Linked DNA regions of Homo sapiens: region 1 is linked to region 2. The links are chromatin contacts, found by Hi-C or POLR2A ChIA-PET in ENCODE. All regions are on one chromosome and are shown on one strand. The core of a region is the stretch at or near the end of the contact, and the rest is flanking DNA. Distances in the headings are between cores, read along the strand shown. Region 1 has its middle 87 kb from the start of LIPC-AS1. Region 2 has its middle 130 kb from the start of AQP9.

Region 1 (3,637 bases), core at 643-3,142, 320 kb before region 2:
ATTTTGCACTCCCTACTGTGTACACAATCCACTTTGTAAGCCTCTGGCTTTTGAGATAGAGTCTACTTACAAGCCAACTAGCTGTCGCCCTCCCTTCGTTCCTGGGTTAAGTTTGCTTTCCAGTGAAACACTCTGCAACCATTGAAGAATGCAGGCTACCTGCAGGTATTTGCTTCTAAAGAAGTCCAAGAAGTACTAAGTGGAAGAAGCAAGTATTAATATATATGTATGGTCTGATTTCTTGTGTGAAAATTTTTTACATTTGTAAAAATGTATAATTTATTCAGAGAAAATCTCTAGATTGATACATTAAAAGCTGTTAAGTTATTTCTGAGCACTGGGATTAAGGGCCTTGGGAGAGTAAGAAGATTTTTATTTTTTACTTCACTCTTCTGCACTGCTTGAATTTTTAATGAACCGGATTCTTTTCGTAATAAATAATTTTTAAAATCACTAAATATATTAGGATGTCAACTATGTTACAATGCATTGCCAATGTTGATTGTTGAAGTTGGGTGATGGGCATGTTGGGTTTCATTGTATTCTTCTCTACTTTTATGTGTATTTGAATATTTCCATAATAAAAACTTTAAATAAAAAATGCGCTGCAAAAGAGTCTATAGAAATACACTACACAGTTAACGTGGTTATCTTAAGGGTGGGAGGACAGAAGAAGGGTTGAATAGAACTTCAGATACCTTCTGCCTCAAATGTTTTATAATGGGAAAACCACTGATACACACACACACACACACACACACACACACACACTCACTGCAGAGCCACCAATGCAAAGAGTTTCATATGTAGAAGGGAGTAGAAAATACTTACTTGATTTCCTAGATAAATGTTAGTTCCTAGGGAAATCTACAAAATAAATGTGTAAGTCGAGTGTTTCATATGTAAGGCTTGGCTGTTCCATATTAAGATTTTTTTTTTTTTTTTTTTTTTTGAGACAAAGTCTCACTCTTTTGTCCAAGCTGGAGTGCAGTGGTGTGATCTCAGCTCACTGCAACCTTCACCTCCTGGGTTCAACCGATTTTCCTGCCTCAGCCTCCCAAGTAGCTGGGACTACAGGCCTGCACCACCATGCCCGGCTAATTTTTGTATTTTTAGTAGAGACGGGGGTTTCACTATCTTGGCCAGGCTGGTCTTGAACTCCTGACCTTGTGATCCACCTGCCTGGGCCTTCCAAAGTGCTGGGATTACAGGCGTGAGACACTGTGCCCGGCCCCATATTAAGATCTTAAGGCTTGTTTTATAAAAAGGATTCCTGGGCATGTTGTATAATCAAAGGTGAAACTCCACAGCATAGCCACATGCCTCTGCACAGTCTCAGCGGCAGCAGGGAGGGCACAGCTAGTGGTCTGCCATGAATGATTTGCACTTATAGCTGGTTACCAAGCTCCATAACATGAAAAGACAGTGTCTTAAAGTACAATACCTAATTATAGCTCTCACATGGGGTCCAAGGGAGTTAATATGTAAAGGACATTTTCTGTTGCTGACTGCAATGGTAGGCTGCATTCATGGACACAGAATCTATAAAGAGGGAAATGATGGTCCATTAGCCGTGTGACCTTGTAAAAGCTAAGCTGTAGGTACCTCATCTGTGAAACAGGGATAATAGTTTTAGCCACCTCAGGGGACTATGATGTGGATTAAAGGAGAATGTATGTAAGGCACCTTGCATATGGTGAACACTCGAATGTCAACTGTTCTGGTTTTCATGTGAAAAACTGCTTACTGAACTGGAACATTTAGCTTGCGAGCAGGTGTCCCCTGATTTTAAGTATCTTCTCCTCTAACAGACATGTGGTTAGGGTCCTTGGTCTGTGGTTAATCTCATTACCCTTGCCAAGTTTAGGAATGGTCATGTCACCTAATTTTGGCCAGTGAGATAAGAGGGCTGTCTCCCGCATGATGTCTACTGTTCCTTCTCTGGATGTTACCATGCCTGAGTGAGCTGCCTGCAGTTGCAGTGGGCAACTTGGTAACAGCCTGAGGATGAAGCCAACATCAAGGATGGTGGAGCAGAGAGAAGGAAAAACACTGCATCTTCATAACATTACCAAGCAGCCCAGTCAGCTCTTCCTGAGGCCCCACTCTACCTTGGAACTTCCTTTTGTGTGAGATTTAAAAACAAAACAAAACCAACCAAACAAAAAACCCTCTTTATTTAAGCCAGTTTGAGTTAGCTTCCAAAGGCATCATGATTGATTGAACCTGCACCAGACAGGATTTGAGGTAGGGGTGGTAGCATGTATTCAGTGATGTTTATTAAGCACTTTAGAATGCAAAAATAAAGACATCAAGAAGTTCCGAGACATGAGGAACTGGGGGTTCTGGAATGATAGCAGCTTGAACTTTTTTCTACTTGCAGTTTAACCCATTTGCCTCTCCTGAGAAAAGCAGCTGCTGGGGCTTGCCGGGGGAAGATAAGGCCTGGGATGTGAATGAGGCTTCGGGCCACAGCAGAATCCTGTCAGAGAGCTGGGGCAAGATTGTCTTCCTGCCTGGGAACCATATCATAAGCCTAAGGAGGGGATCCGGGGCAAGGTCCTCGTGAATGTGTGGGTCTCCCTGCTTCTTGAAGAGCTGACCAGATGGGTTGAGTTGCCTTCACTGCTATGAAGGTGTCTGAGAGAGGTGAGGAGACTAGAAAGGGGGCAGAGAGGCTTCCTTCAAGTCCCTTGCCAGAGGACTGGCAACCCACATGCTGCTAAGCTTGAGCCTGGGAGGCTGATACTGCTGTTCCTTCTATCAGGCTGCGAATGCTGTCTCTTAAGGTACCTCAGTATCTGGAACAGAGCCCCAGTGATCAAACAAAGGAAAAGAAGATTCCTAATGGAGTCCAGTAGCCAGGGAGAATTACAAGCAGAACCCTCAGTACAGAAATAGCTGCTGACATAGATAACTTGAACCAAAGAATAAGAAAAGGAGACATAAGTGCAGCACAATAAAACTGATTCTCTGGAACCAAAAAAGGATGATTTTGAACCAGAGCTTTCAAGAGATAAATCGAAGGAGAAAGTGGTCACTGTTGATGTCTGAATTAGTGTCAGAGAAAGACATCTGAAAGCACAGAGCAAGATTACAAGGAGATAGTAAAAATCCAGAACGGAGGTGAAGGATGTAACAGAAGAGAGATGTGAGCGAAAATATTTAAAAGGTTTCTGAGATGAAGAGAGAGACTGGCCTCTCAGAGTTCTAGGAGCTGGGCGTGGTGGGTCATGCCTATAATCCCAGCATGTGGGGGAGGCAAAAATGGGAGGATAGCTTGAGGCCAGGAGTTTGAGACCAGCCTGGATAACAAAGTGAGATCCTGCCTCTGAAAAATAAAAACAACAACATAAAAGAGAGTTCCAGGAAGGAATGATGATCAGAAGACACGCTTCTAGGCATATTGTATCTCTGAGCTACAAGAGTAGAGAACAATCTTAAAAGTCTCTACAGGGAAGAACAAGTTACTCCTAAAGAAGAAAGAGTCATCCTGGCAATGGACTGCTTACTTACAACACTGGAAGTGACAATATGGAAAACTGCCAACCACGGAGGGAAAAGGACTATACGGAAATCAACCTAGGCAGACCTGCAGCTTGGCTCTCCAGTATCTTCAGTCCGCTCTTAAAAAAGT
Region 2 (3,658 bases), core at 611-3,110:
ACTGGGAAGCCACCTGCTGGGGTGCCCGTAGAACTTGCTGGAAGCTGTGCTAACTGCTAGGTAAGTGGCCCCTCACCTGCAAACCACCCACTGGCTGCCACAGGAGCCGGAAGAGTAAAGCAACAGAACCAGAAAGAGAAGCCCCTTCCTCCTGCTGGTCTTTCCAGGGCCCTGTACTGTCAAGGACTAACATTGCAACAGCTGGGGTCCAGCTCTACATCCCAAAGGAGGGCACAGAAGAATGGATTAAGAGCCAAGAGGAATACATTGATAATTGGCACAGATTTTCTTTTGCTCACCGTTGCTACTTGCACCCCATCCTTCCTGTGTTTATAGTTTGATTTCTGAAGTACATCCTTTAGCAATTATTTTAGCGCGGGTCACTGGATAAATTTTCTCAGCTTTGTCCATCCCAAATTGTCTTTATTTTACCCTCCTCCTTGAATAATAGTTTAGCTGGGTATTAAATTCTACACTGACTGGTCATTTTCCTAAGTACTACAAAAATATTATTTCATGTCTTCTGATCTTTGTGGCTCTTATTAAAATTTTTGCTCTTAGTTTAATTATTTGTAGGCAATCTGTCTCTTGTTGCTTTGAAGATTTTTTTTTTTTTTCTGGTCTGGAGTTTCCTATCAATGTTCCAGGTTTTTATCTTATTTGGGAGTCTGTGTTTCTTCCATCGGTGGAGTCATTTTCAGAAAATCTCTATCAATTCTGGAAAAATCTCTCCCATTAACTTTCCAAACATTGCCTTCCTAGTTCACTCTGTTTTGTCTTTCTGGAACTCCTATTATCTGCATTTCAATGCTTTTTATTCTTTTCTCTATGTATTTTATAGATATTTTTGTCTAACTTTCTGTGCTGAATTCTGTGCAGATTACTCAGTTCTTCTTGTCCACTATTTTCTCTACAGCTATGTTTAATCAGCTACTGAGCTCATTCTTTGAAGGCTTGTTTTTCATTTGTAAAAGTTTTATTTGGTTATTTTTCGAATCTGCCTGTTCTTGTCAAGTCTCTCCTTTTTCTACTAATTTACAAATTTTCTTTTAAGCGTATTTATAATCTTTTCTTTTGGATTGTTTTATTATCAGAAGTTACTTTAGTTCTAAGCCCATTCTAAATTCTTTATTCTAAGTACTTTAGTTCTAAGCCCATTTAGTTCTAAGCCTGGTTCTAAATTCATTATTGTATTTTACTGTATATTTGACAATACTTAAGGGTTGTTCCGTTGTGAGTTTTTAAATTTTGGATTGGATGTATATTCAGTATTTCGCTTTTTGGAGAATGCTATGCCACCTTGGTTGAGGAAGTAACCCTTCATAATGTTTTTGTGTTTACTCATGCTAGGTAATATAAATTTGTATCTTTAATAGCATAGGCCAGAGATTTTTGATGTCTCAGTGGTATCAGTCTGGGTCTAATCGGGAGACAGAAACCACACATAATAACTTAAATAAGTTAATTTACTATAAGGCATTATTAAGCTATGTTAACAGAGTAACTAAAATGATGTAAAGGGAATGCTACATTGAGACTCTAGGGCTGAGAGAGAATACCCAAGGAAGGGCACATTTGGATAGGATGGGGCCTTCTTGAGGCTGGGGTTCAAAACTCATTGGCAAAGATGTGGCTGCAGCTCACAGGAAGGAGAGGAGTTTACTGCGGCCCATCCGCAGTTGCTGGGCAAACAGGAAACACAAGGTGTAAAGTCTGGAGCATGGGAAGTCTGTGTCAGGAGGACCATGGAAAGGTGGTCACAGGACTGGCTGGAATGGTGAGGTCACCGAGGGACCGTGCAGAACACCACTGGATGTCCCCCTTCACCCACCCTGCTGACCAACCCTGCAGCAGGAGCAATAAAAAGCCAAACCCCTCACACAGAAACCAGGAAGAGAAGCCCTTTTCCTCCTGCAGTGTCCCTCCAGTGCCCTCTGCTGACAAGTATAGTATGATCCTTACTGTGAAGGAGAAAGGCTTACAGTGTTCAGACTGTGATCCCAGACCAGGTATTACAAGTTCAAAGCTGAGAGGCAATAAATTAATAAATGCCTCAATTTATCAATCCATCTGGATTGGTATATTTTCTTCTCCAGAATGTGAGCAAAGACACCCTTGATCTATTTGCCAGTAAATTGATTATTGTTAGTCCACCTTTCTCTGCAGGTGCCACCCTTTGAGAGTTCAGGTTTTAAGCAGCGGCCCTGTTCCCACTCCCTACCTCATGTGGACTCAAGGACTTCTTTCCTTTTCCCACGCGGGCATTAAAGCCGGCGCCCCTAGGAAACTGATGTCAATATCTTCTCATCCAATTTGGCAGCTGCTCATCACTTACTACTTTTCTTTTATGGTCTCTTTTCATTTTCATCACTTGGGAATTTCCCTTTCTTGGTTGTGAACGCAGCTGTGCATTAAAAACAAAGTGACACACATTATACCTAGCATTTCTAAGAGGTCTTAGAGGGAAGAGTTCAGTCTCCATTCCTCTGGCAGCTTAACAATACCTGTTCTTGTTCTCTCTTGCAAGTTTCTGGGCCAGATACCTTTTTTTTTCCTCTTTTTTTTTTTTTTTTTTTTTTTTTTTTCCAGAAAAGGTCTGGCTCTATCACCCAGGCTGGAGTGCAGTGGCACTATCTCAGCTCACTGCAACCTCTGCCTCCTGGGCTCAAGCAGTCCTCCCACCCCAGCCTCTTGAGTAGCTGGACTATAGGCATGCACCACCATGCCCAGATCATTTTTGTATTTTTTATGGAGACGGGGTTTTGCTATGTTGCCCAGGCTGTTATTGAACTTGTGAGTTCAAGCAATCACCTGCCTCAGCCTCCTAAAGTGCTGGAATTAGAGGAGTGAGCCGCCACGCCCAGCCTTGGGCCAGAAAACTTCTTGAGACATATGCTAGAAGATTTAAAATGTAAATAAAATAACCCTCACTGCGAGTTGCATTATTTTATTTTAGCATATCATCAGACCATGGCTGCTAGTTTAGGTGATTAATAGCTAGACTATCTCAAGCTTGGTGAAGTGGCTTGTACAGTGCTTGTCACCTGTAACTTTCATATGTGCATTTTTAAAACACTGCAGAGATGAATTTGTGGCAGCAAGAAGGGATTTTAATCTCCACCTGAGGGCTCTGCATACTTTGGTGGGTGTGTAACCAATTTCCATTTCATTAGTTATGTAAGATGTGACTTAACTCAATAACTGGATCCGACCCACATTTCTGATTTACTTCAGCAATGTATTAGCAAACATATAGGTTACGCTATGCATTGGCCTTACCCTTAGTTTAATTTTGGAGGTTGGTGTATTGTTTTACTGGGGAAACGTGTGCCCTAGAAATGTAAGGAGACTTTCCTCTGAGCTTCTGACACATTTTGCATACATCTAGACTATACTGCCTATCAATTGCAATGTAGTTTTTGTTTACTTGCTGACATTCCCTTCCAATTAGATCTTTGAGGATGAGATCTTTTTATCTGCCCCAGGGCCTCACACAGCTGCAGAAAGGAGATGATAATTAAATAATTTTTGAGTAAAGCACATTTTGCCTAGGATCATACAACTAGAAGTAACTCAGCATAACTTGTGTGTGCACCCACTATACTTCAGTACTTTAACTGCAGCAAAAGGCATGTGAGGGAATTATGGCTGGGTAGGT

What was found. A loop is a pair of places that touch in the nucleus more often than their neighbours do. ChIA-PET counts read pairs that join two places held with the same protein, here RNA polymerase II (POLR2A). Pooled maps may share reads with other maps.
Region 1: a loop to region 2 is called in a map of Caco-2, with 5 times the contacts of the local background. The contact joins two enhancer-like sites. A Hi-C loop is called at or near these places in 6 of 168 maps with a recorded cell type or tissue (Caco-2, heart left ventricle, heart right ventricle and 1 more), 2 of 37 single-sample maps with no recorded cell type and 3 of 50 pooled maps. POLR2A ChIA-PET finds 5 or more read pairs at or near these places in 1 of 52 experiments (activated CD4-positive, alpha-beta T cell).

What each region holds. Positions count from the first base shown.
Region 1 is chr15:58,584,051-58,587,687 of GRCh38, reverse strand. No RefSeq gene overlaps it. Among named protein-coding and RNA genes, the nearest start is that of LIPC-AS1, 87 kb to the right of the region's middle. RefSeq lists enhancers at 1,514-1,743, 1,784-1,833, 2,144-2,223. Within about 2 kb of position 1,892, at least 2 of the 41 ENCODE cell types and tissues checked have a DNase peak (open chromatin) inside an H3K27ac peak, as active enhancers do.
Region 2 is chr15:58,268,408-58,272,065 of GRCh38, reverse strand. No RefSeq gene overlaps it. Among named protein-coding and RNA genes, the nearest start is that of AQP9, 130 kb to the right of the region's middle. RefSeq lists an enhancer at 1,742-2,036. Within about 2 kb of position 1,860, at least 5 of the 41 ENCODE cell types and tissues checked have a DNase peak (open chromatin) inside an H3K27ac peak, as active enhancers do.